Linked DNA regions of Homo sapiens: region 1 is linked to region 2. The links are chromatin contacts, found by Hi-C or POLR2A ChIA-PET in ENCODE. All regions are on one chromosome and are shown on one strand. The core of a region is the stretch at or near the end of the contact, and the rest is flanking DNA. Distances in the headings are between cores, read along the strand shown. Region 1 has its middle 39 kb from the start of USP9X. Region 2 has its middle 76 kb from the start of USP9X.

Evidence for each region. A loop is a pair of places that touch in the nucleus more often than their neighbours do. ChIA-PET counts read pairs that join two places held with the same protein, here RNA polymerase II (POLR2A).
Region 1: a loop to region 2 is called in a map of sigmoid colon, with 5 times the contacts of the local background. The contact joins two enhancer-like sites. A Hi-C loop is called at or near these places in 1 of 168 maps with a recorded cell type or tissue (sigmoid colon). POLR2A ChIA-PET finds 5 or more read pairs at or near these places in 5 of 52 experiments (A673, MCF 10A, PC-9 and 2 more).

What each region holds. Positions count from the first base shown.
Region 1 is chrX:41,044,579-41,049,147 of GRCh38, reverse strand. No RefSeq gene overlaps it. Among named protein-coding and RNA genes, the nearest start is that of USP9X, 39 kb to the left of the region's middle. Within about 2 kb of position 2,956, at least 5 of the 41 ENCODE cell types and tissues checked have a DNase peak (open chromatin) inside an H3K27ac peak, as active enhancers do; they include sigmoid colon, where a contact is called at or near this core.
Region 2 is chrX:41,007,621-41,012,210 of GRCh38, reverse strand. No RefSeq gene overlaps it. Among named protein-coding and RNA genes, the nearest start is that of USP9X, 76 kb to the left of the region's middle. Within about 2 kb of position 1,975, at least 36 of the 41 ENCODE cell types and tissues checked have a DNase peak (open chromatin) inside an H3K27ac peak, as active enhancers do; they include sigmoid colon, where a contact is called at or near this core.

The DNA of each region.
Region 1 (4,569 bases), core at 1,707-4,206, 36 kb before region 2:
ATACTTTCTTGGCTGTGATGAAATGTGAAAAGGCAGCCTTTGGGACTTCTGCTTCTGAGAAGATGGAGTAAATGTACTATTCCTCCTGCTAAGTACAGCTCAAAATCCTAGATTTGTTTGTTGGTTTGTTTGTGTTTTTGAGGCAGAATCTCACTCTGTCACCCAAGCTGGGGTGTGGTGGTGCGGTCTTGGCTCACTGCAACCTCTGCCTCCCAGATTCAAGGGATTCTCCTGCCTCAGCCTCCCAAGTAGCTGGGATTACAGGCATGTGCCACCACACCTAGCTATTTTTTACATTTTTAGTAGAGACAGGGTTTCACCATGTTGGCCGGGCTGGTCTCGAATTCCTGGCCTCAAGTGATCTGCCTGCCTTGGCCTCCCAAAGTGCTGGGATTACAGGCTTGAGCCATCGCGCCCGCCAACACCCTAGATTTTCTATGTAAAATAAGCATATGAAGACTGAAAGGCAGAGAGAAAAAGGCACAGTCATTTAGGGGCCTTGGGACCCAAGGAACAACATGGCTGCGAATTCCCAGAATTTTCTTTTTGTCTGACATCTTCCTGACTGGGTGCTGGTGAAGCCAGCAACCTAGAAACATCAATAGCCACAGACAAAAACGCAAAACATAAAACCTCCAAGAAAAGTCTGCTCTTTCTAGCCAAAGGACCAGGAAAAGGACAGCCTAGCAAGACAGAAAACTTCTAGACAATAATCACTTTGCTGCAAGCAAACACGACAGAAAAAAAGTTGTGGCTCCACCCTGTGGGACAAAAGCCAAATGGGGAGCCTAGACTTTCACCCTTACCAGACTGTAAGGACGTGCCTCACACCACCCCTTCCCCACACCCAGTGGGGTCAGAGAAGGCTGAGTAGGAAGGCAGCGGAACATCCCTGCTGGAGAGTAAGGAGCCTCCTCGTTCCCTGTGTCAATGGAAACCACATGGGCAGCCTGGATGTCCACCTCCACCAGGCAGTAACAAAGTACTCCTCCCCCTCCTCTCTGGGGTGGTGTCAGAAGAGTGGAGAGTTTGAACTTTCACCACTGTTCCATGGTAATGAGGTCACCCTGATACGATGGCGTCAAGGGAGGCAATAATGAAACACCTTCAACCCTCCTAACCAGGGTGGTATCAAAGGAAGCCTACTGGGGAGCCTGAACCCCGACCCTTGCCTGCCAATAACAAGGAACACTCCTCCCACACTCACTCCCCATGAGGGGAGAACCTGGACTTTCACCTTCATCTGCCAATAGTAAGGCAGGAGAGGTCTGCTCAAACACGGGATTTAAATAATATTTGGAATCTTACAACATCATGCCCAAAATGTTCTGGTTTCAAAAAAAAAAAAATCACTTGTTATACTGAGAACCAGGAAGATGTCAACTTGAATGAGAAAAGACAATTAACCTAGATGACAGAGTTGCTAGAATTATTTGACAAGATTTTAAAGCAGCCATTCTAAAAATGCTTTGGCGAGCAACTACAAACATGCTTGAAACAACAAAAAAAGTAGAAAGTCTCAGCAAAGAAATCAAAGATATAAGGGAGAACCAAAGGGAAATTTTTGAACTAAAAATTGCAATAACTGAAATAAAATACTCAAGGCATATGCTCAGCAGCAGAATATAGACAGAAGAAAGAATCAGAATTTGAGGATCAAATAGAATTTACCCAATCTGAACAACAGAGAAAAAAATAGACTAAAAAACAAACAAACAAACAAACAAACAAAAAGAACAGGGCTTCAGGGACATGTGAGACTGCTGTAACAAAAAATCTAATACTCAGACCATGGGTGTTCCAGAAGGAGAGGAGAAAAATGTGGAACTGAAGAAATTATGGCTAAAAGCTCTGAAATTTGGCAAAAGACAAAAACCTACAGCTCAAGAAGCTGAGAAAATCCCAAACAGGATAAACCTAAAGAAATCCATGCCAAGGCCCATCACAGTCAAACTTCTGAAAATTAAGACAAAGAAAAAAATCTTGAAAACAGCCAGACAGAAACAACATGTTACCTATAGGGGAAAAACAATTCGAACGAACGTGGATTTCTTATCAGAAACCATGAAGGCCAGCAGGAAATGGCAAAACATTTTTCAAGTGCTGGAAAGAACTTTCAATGCAGAATTGTATAGCCGAAATATTCTTCAGGAACTTTTCGTTCCTTTTCGGAAATCAAGATATACTCTGATGACAAAAAACTGAAAGAATCTGTTGCCAGCTGACTTGCCCTAATGAATAGCTAAAGGAAATTCTCTAAGCAAAACGAAAATGAGAGAAAAAGAAATCTTGGCCCATCAGGAAGGAAGAAAGAATGATAAAGCCAAAAGCATGGGTAAATACAATAGACTTTTGTTCTCTTCTTGAGTTTTCTAAATTATATTTGACAGTTGAAACAAAATTATAATCTTGGCTTATGCAGTAGTTCTCAATGTATGTAGAGGAAATATTTAAGACAATTATATTATAAACGGGGGAGGATTGAGAGTTATAAAAAGAGGTAAAGTTTCAACACTTCACTCAAACTGGTAAAATGTTGACAACCGTAGAATAAGTTATATATATATATATAAGGCGATCCTTAGGGCAACCATTAAAGAGATACACCCAAAGAACACTAAAGCTAAATCAAAATAGCATTCTAAAAAATGTTTAAGCAATCCACAGGAAGGCAGGAAAAAAAATCATTCTGGTGGCAGATGAGAGGCTGATGGGAGTGGCGGAGGGAGTGGAGTCACAGGGTGCATTGGGGATGGGTATAGGGTGAGGAACCTGCCAGGCTCTTCCACAAAACTTTGCCTTGGTGGATTGGTTTATACCGGTGCTGTTTATGCTGGTACTCAGAGAGCTCTTCTTGAAGCCAGCAGGCTGATCAGCCATCACACCAGAAGGAGCTCCCTGCAAAGGGTTGGGCTTGGCTGACTTCAGTACTGGCAGGATGGTGCCTTTGCGTTCTGATTACAAAAGCCAGAAGCACCACTTTGTGTGTGGTCTATACTGCTGGTAAAATGGAATTAAGATGGCTTTGAAAAGGGCCTTATGCAACATTGGCAAGGGGGAGAAGCAAGTTCAATACATTTGGAGCTGTGCCCCAGATGCTTAAGCAATATTTGGGTTCAAAATCAGAAAACCTTGGCAAACTTTTCCTACAGGATTATTACAGAGACCTATTTTAACAGGCATCTTCAGTCTTTCAACGATTCGAAAGAAAATGAATACTGATGAAAACTGACTTGCAGAGTAGTTCAACTTCTCTTTCATTTATTGAGGGCAGGAGTTCTGTATCTTTTCAAGTAGGCGGTGAGCCCCCAGATCTTGTAGTAGACCACCTCCTAGGACCTGCTGGCTCTCTGCTTCTGGCCTCTTCAATCCTGAGTCTCCCAGAGAATACTTCTGAAGACTTTTCATTATAGTTGCTTATAATTTTTACACTTAAAAAAAAGAAAAAAGATAGCTGGAGGGTTTTTTTTAATTTTAATTTTAATTTTTTGAGACAGAGTCTCACTCTGTTGCCCAGGCTAGAGTGCAGTAGCACAATCTTGGCTCCCTGCAATCTCCATCTCCCGGGTTCAAGCGATTCTCCTGTCTCAGCCTCCCAAGTAGCTGGGATTAGAGGCGTGTGCCACCACGCCCGGTTAATTTTTTTATTATTAGTAGAGACAGGGGGTTTCACCATCTTCCCCAGGCGAGTCTCGAACCCCTGACCTCAAGTGATCCACCCTCCTCAGCCTCCCAAAGTGATGGGATTACAGGCATGAGCCACAGCACCCGGCCAGCTGGAGGTTATTCATACATTACATGTCATTTACTATTCCAAATGCTGTTTTAATCAGTTCAACATGAAAGCATCTTAATATTCTCAATAATGGCACTGATTATGGATTAAAATTCATATTCAGAAAAAGAATAAGCTAGGCAATCTCCCCTTAAAGACACAATATGTAGATGATTAAATCTAGCAGGTTTGTGGAAAATTGATATTTTCACAATATAAAGTTTTTCGGTGTAAGTTTCCTTGCATTTCTATTAATAATATCAATCGTATTTTACAGCTTTCTCTGTTGAGTTCTTGCACAATTATGATAGATTTAAGTATTTGCTTCTTTTGTGCTATTATAAATGATTTCTCTTAAAATTTCATTTCCTGGCCAGGCGCGGTGGCTCACGCCTGTAATCCCAGCACTTTGGGAGGCCGAGGCGGGCGGATCACGAGGTCAGGAGATCAAGACCATCCTGGCTAACACAGTGAAACCCCGTCTCTACTAAAAATACAAAAAAATTAGCCAGGCGTGGTAGCGGGCGCCTGTAATCCCAGCTACTCGGGAGGCTGAGGCGGGAGAATGGCTTGAATCCGGGAGGCGGAGCTTGCAGTGAGCCGAGATCGCGCCACTGCACTCCAGCCTGGGCGACAGAGCGAGACTCCGTCTCAAAAAAAAAAAAATTCATTTCCTAATTTTTTTATGGCATATAAAAATGCAACTGATTTTGTATACTAACGTTTTATCCTGCACTTTGGTGACCTTCCACATATACAACTTTCCATATACACAATCATGCTTCTGACAAAGA
Region 2 (4,590 bases), core at 726-3,225:
TGTGCACTCCTGTGACCAGTGGCCGAGGAGGAATCTGCGGGCTCAGGACTGGCTTGAGAACATTTCATACTCTTGGCCACTGTCAGCATTAGTGCTGCAGGGATGGGTGGATGATCTAGACACAAGTGAGAGTGAGAAGACTTTTAAAAAGCAGCCAAGGAGAAAGCAATCTGTATTTGCTTGGTGGAAATAAAATTCTACTGCACTGTGAGCCAGGCTTATTAATGCAGAGTAGGGAAAAGAAATTGGCAAAGCCAGCCACCTTTTATTTGATAAAGTGACCAGCCACCTGAGGCAGGCATGTTTTAAAGACACTGGGTGAAAACGCTCACTGCGTGAGGGTGGAAGAGGGAGACAAACAAGTATGATTTTGAAAGAACAATGGCATAGAACATTCACATACATACAGACTGCTAGGAAGAAAACGCTGAATTTCAAAATTCTTCTCCACTGGAAACTGTTCTAAGACCTCCTTTCTCTGTTGCAAAGAGAGGAGGCTACAATAAGGAAGAGAAAGGAAAAGATCTTTGATGTATTTATTTATTAACATTAGAGCCTTGACTATTCACCTCAGCATTAACCAGGTAGATATTGTCCTGTTGGTTTTATAATGTTTAAGAATCCTTGAACATCGGTTTGCTCCTGTTCACGTGTAATTTCACATTTAATTTAATTAATGTATCTATTTTGAGATGGGGTCTCACTGTATCACCCAGGCTGGAGTGCAGCGGTGAGATCATTGCTCACTGCAGCCTCAACCTCCTGGGCTCAAGCGATCTTCTCACCTCAGCCCCCAAAATAGTTGGGACTATCAGCTTGCGCCCCACCCCTGGCTAATTTTTATTCTTTTTGAATTTTAGTAGAGACAAGGTCTCCCTTATGTTGCCCAGGCTCAATTTCGTATTTTATATTTAAAGAACTAGATTTCCTAAATAAGAATCACTCCTTTCTCTTTCAAGAGAAGATAGTTACTTAGAGGGTAGACAGGACTGATTATTTTCTTTGGTATGCCCTAAGGAATTATGTAAAACTTGACAGAAAATTTCCAGACTACAAAAATGGCTTCACTACCAATTCCTTCCCCTCTTCCATCTTTTGAGCTTAGAAAAACAAGATAAAGAAGGTTATGTCTTTTCAGTTATTCCTTTCTCATCTATTTCCCCAGTTTGGTCTACACTGAAAGCATACACGATTCTTCCTCCACTGGTTCATTGAATAATCTTCTTTCCTTAGTTCCCACATATCCAATCTATAAATCAAGCACATGAGATATATAGATTCTAAGTATCAGGTGGAATTCTGCCTTACACTCCAGAACATTTTTTTTTTCTTATGCTGTTTTTCATGTAAAGCAGAATCTGTAAGTATCGTAACAGGATTCAGCCAGGGAAACAGAGCCACTGTGAGTATTCTAGGAATAAAACCGTTCACAGCTGTGGGAAGAGCTGGGGAAGTGAATGTCTGGAAGGAGGAGTCAGAAGATCAGAGAGTCACTAGCCGTTGCCGGAAGCACTGGTGCAGTTGGACAAATCAGAGCTTGCAGGAAAATTCCAGAAGCCAAAGCACATCTAGCCACCGAAGCAGGGCCGCGGAGGGGGAGTTCGTGGAGAGGTTTATGGGAGCTGTGGCCTCTACGTAGCTCCCGCCCCATGTGGGGCGACAGCCAAGCCCCTGGTGGTGGGCCCGAGGCAGCTGTTGGGTAGCAGAGCCAACAGCAGGAAATGTTAGCTGGGAGGGAGCAGAGGAGAGAGCCGGATAAACCGGGAGCTGCAGGGCCTCTCAGGGCCCCTCTGTTTCTGTCCTTCACTGTATCTGACGGGAAACCTGCCAGGGGCAGTGACTGCTGCTCGCCTTCCGCCCTACAATTCTTGCACAAGGTTCTCTTTTGGCCAACTCTAACCCGGAAACACAGCAGGGAGGGGCTTCTAGGAAATGGAGTTCCCAGCCTTAATCGAGTTGCCATAGCACAACTCAGCACCGCATCTCCCAGCGTGATCAATGAAATGACATCACAGGCTCGGTAAAAGCCATTTAAAAATAACTCCTTCATTCTACTGTTCCTCAGCTCAGAAGTCAGGTGCGTGCATAGGTCGCCCTTCGTTAAGATTCTCCACTTACGGAGGTGGTGGACCTGGCAGGGTGTTGTAGGAAGGAGTGGCATGTGCTGAGAAGCTCACAGGATCCTTAGTCCTGGCTGTGACTCACAGGTATTGTGTAGCCTCGGGCAAATCCCTCTCCTCTGTGCCTCTGGTTTGTTCATCTGTAAAATGGGCAGAATTGTACTCAGTTGGCTTTTGCATGGTCCAAATGAGAAAACGGAAGTGAAACCCCCCTGTAAACTGCTAAATGCCAGGATAGTTATAAATTCCTTTTTTTTTTTTTTTTTTTTTTTTTTGCGGGGACGGGGAGGACAGAGTCTCGCTCTGTCGCCCAGGCTGGAGTGCAACGGCACAATCTCGGCTCACTGCAACCTCCGCCTCCCAGGTTTAAGCGATTCTCCTGCCTCAGCCTCCCAAGTAGCTGGGATTACAAGCGCCTGCCACTGTGCCTGGCTAATTTTTGCATTTTTGGTAGAGACGAGGTTTCGCCATGTTGGCCAGGCTGGTCTCAAACTCCTGACCTCAGGTGATCAGCCCGCCTCCGCCTCCCAAAGTGCTGGGATTACAGGTGTTAGCCACCATGCCTGGCCAAATTCCTTTATTTCAAGGAATATTCTTGAGCTTGGCAAAAGTTTGGAGTTTACGTACAAAATACATACTCAAAAGGAATTATGAAGTGAATGAATTCCTGAATAAACATGACTTGGCATCATGGGGAAACAATTTACAGTATTGGTGGGGACATAATTTCAGAGATGGAAGCTGCCAGAAGAGCTTCTTTTCTCCTAAAAGCCCATCCCAGGACCTCACTAGTCCTGATAACCCAGAAGTTTCCCTGCCACTAAAAAGATCTGTTTATTTTCCAGTTAACAAAGAGTGAAGAGGACACTATCATCATCATCATCAACATCATCATCATCATCATTATTATTTGCCTGAAGGCCCAGAGTACACCGTAATGGAGTACTGCTGATGGGAAAGGAATTAGCATTGACCTCTCAGGAGGTTAATTTGGGAGTTTAGCTCATGATCTAGTAATTCTGCTTCTGGAAGTTTATGAGAAGGAAGTGCTCTAATATGTGCGCCTGTGTGATCGCTGGGCTTTAGCATTTTAGGGGTGAGCCAACTGTATCTCAGAGGTGGCCATGTCTTGCATTGAGGAGAGAGAGCACCTGCGAGAACTTCCATGCTATATTCTATTTGGGAAGAACTTGAACCTTGCATAACGTAAACGAAGAGAATTAACAAGAATTTGTGGCACCCCTTCTGTGTCAGTTCTTCTTCCAGATAATAGGAATATAGCAATAAACAAAACAGACCAGGTTCCTGCCCTCATGGGGGAAAGAGGCAATCTAAAAATGAAAAATGGGCCAGGCGCGGTGGCCCACGCCTGTAATCCCAGCACTTTCGGAGGCCAAGGTGGACGGATTACCCAAGGTCAGGAGTTCAAGACCAGCCTGGCCAACATGGCGAAACCCCATCTCTACTAAAAATACAAAAATTAGCTGGGCGTGGTGGCACGTGCCTGTAAGGCCAGCTACTCGGGAGGCTGAGGCAGGAGAATTGCTTGAACCCAGGAGGTGGAGGTTGTAGTGAGCTGAGATTGTGCCATTGCACTCCAGCCTGGACGACAGAGCGAGACTTCATCTCAAAATAAATAAATAAATAAATATAAAGATGAAAAATGTCACCAAATGTCAGATTAAGTACCAAGAGGGAAAATAAAGCAGCGTCAAGGATTAGAGAGTAATATGGGTGCTATTTTTAGATAAGGTGGTCAAGGGGGGGCCTCTTTGAGGAGGTGCCGTTGGGTCAGAGACATGAATGAACAAAGGCAGGAAACTATGCTGATATTTGAAGGCAGAACATTTCAGGAGCGGAGAAAGTAATACACAGGCCGAAGATGAGAAGGAAGTTTACGAACTTCGTTTCTGAGACAAGGTCTCACCCTATCGTCCAGCCTGGAATACAGTGGCATGATCATAGCTCACTGTAACATTGAACTCCTGGGCTCAAGCGACCCTCTCGTCTCAGCCTCCTGAGAATGAACTTCTTTATTCAGGGGACAGCAGGGAGACCAATGTGGCTGGAGCATGGTGAGCAAGCAGGGAGGGTGATAGCAGCTGAGGTTGGAGAGAAAGCCAGGGGACAGATCACACTGGCTTTTGATTTGGGTCAAGTCAGGTGGGAAACCATTGGAAAGTTTTGAAGTGGAACATGACCTTTGCTGGCTTAAATATTGAAAGGCTATCCATGAGGAGTAAATTACAGCTGGGCAAGAGTGGACACAGAGAGACCAATTAAGACCTATTGCAAGTGGTCCATCCAGGAGGCTGTCAGGAGGCTGGACCAGGGCAGGGCAGCAGTGGAGAAGGTGAGAAGTGGTCAGAGGCAATAACACTATAAGAGCAAAGCTGAAGGGATTTGCTACGAGGTCAAATGTGAATTGTAATAGAAAGATGAGAGTCAAGGATGACTTCAAGGTTTTTGG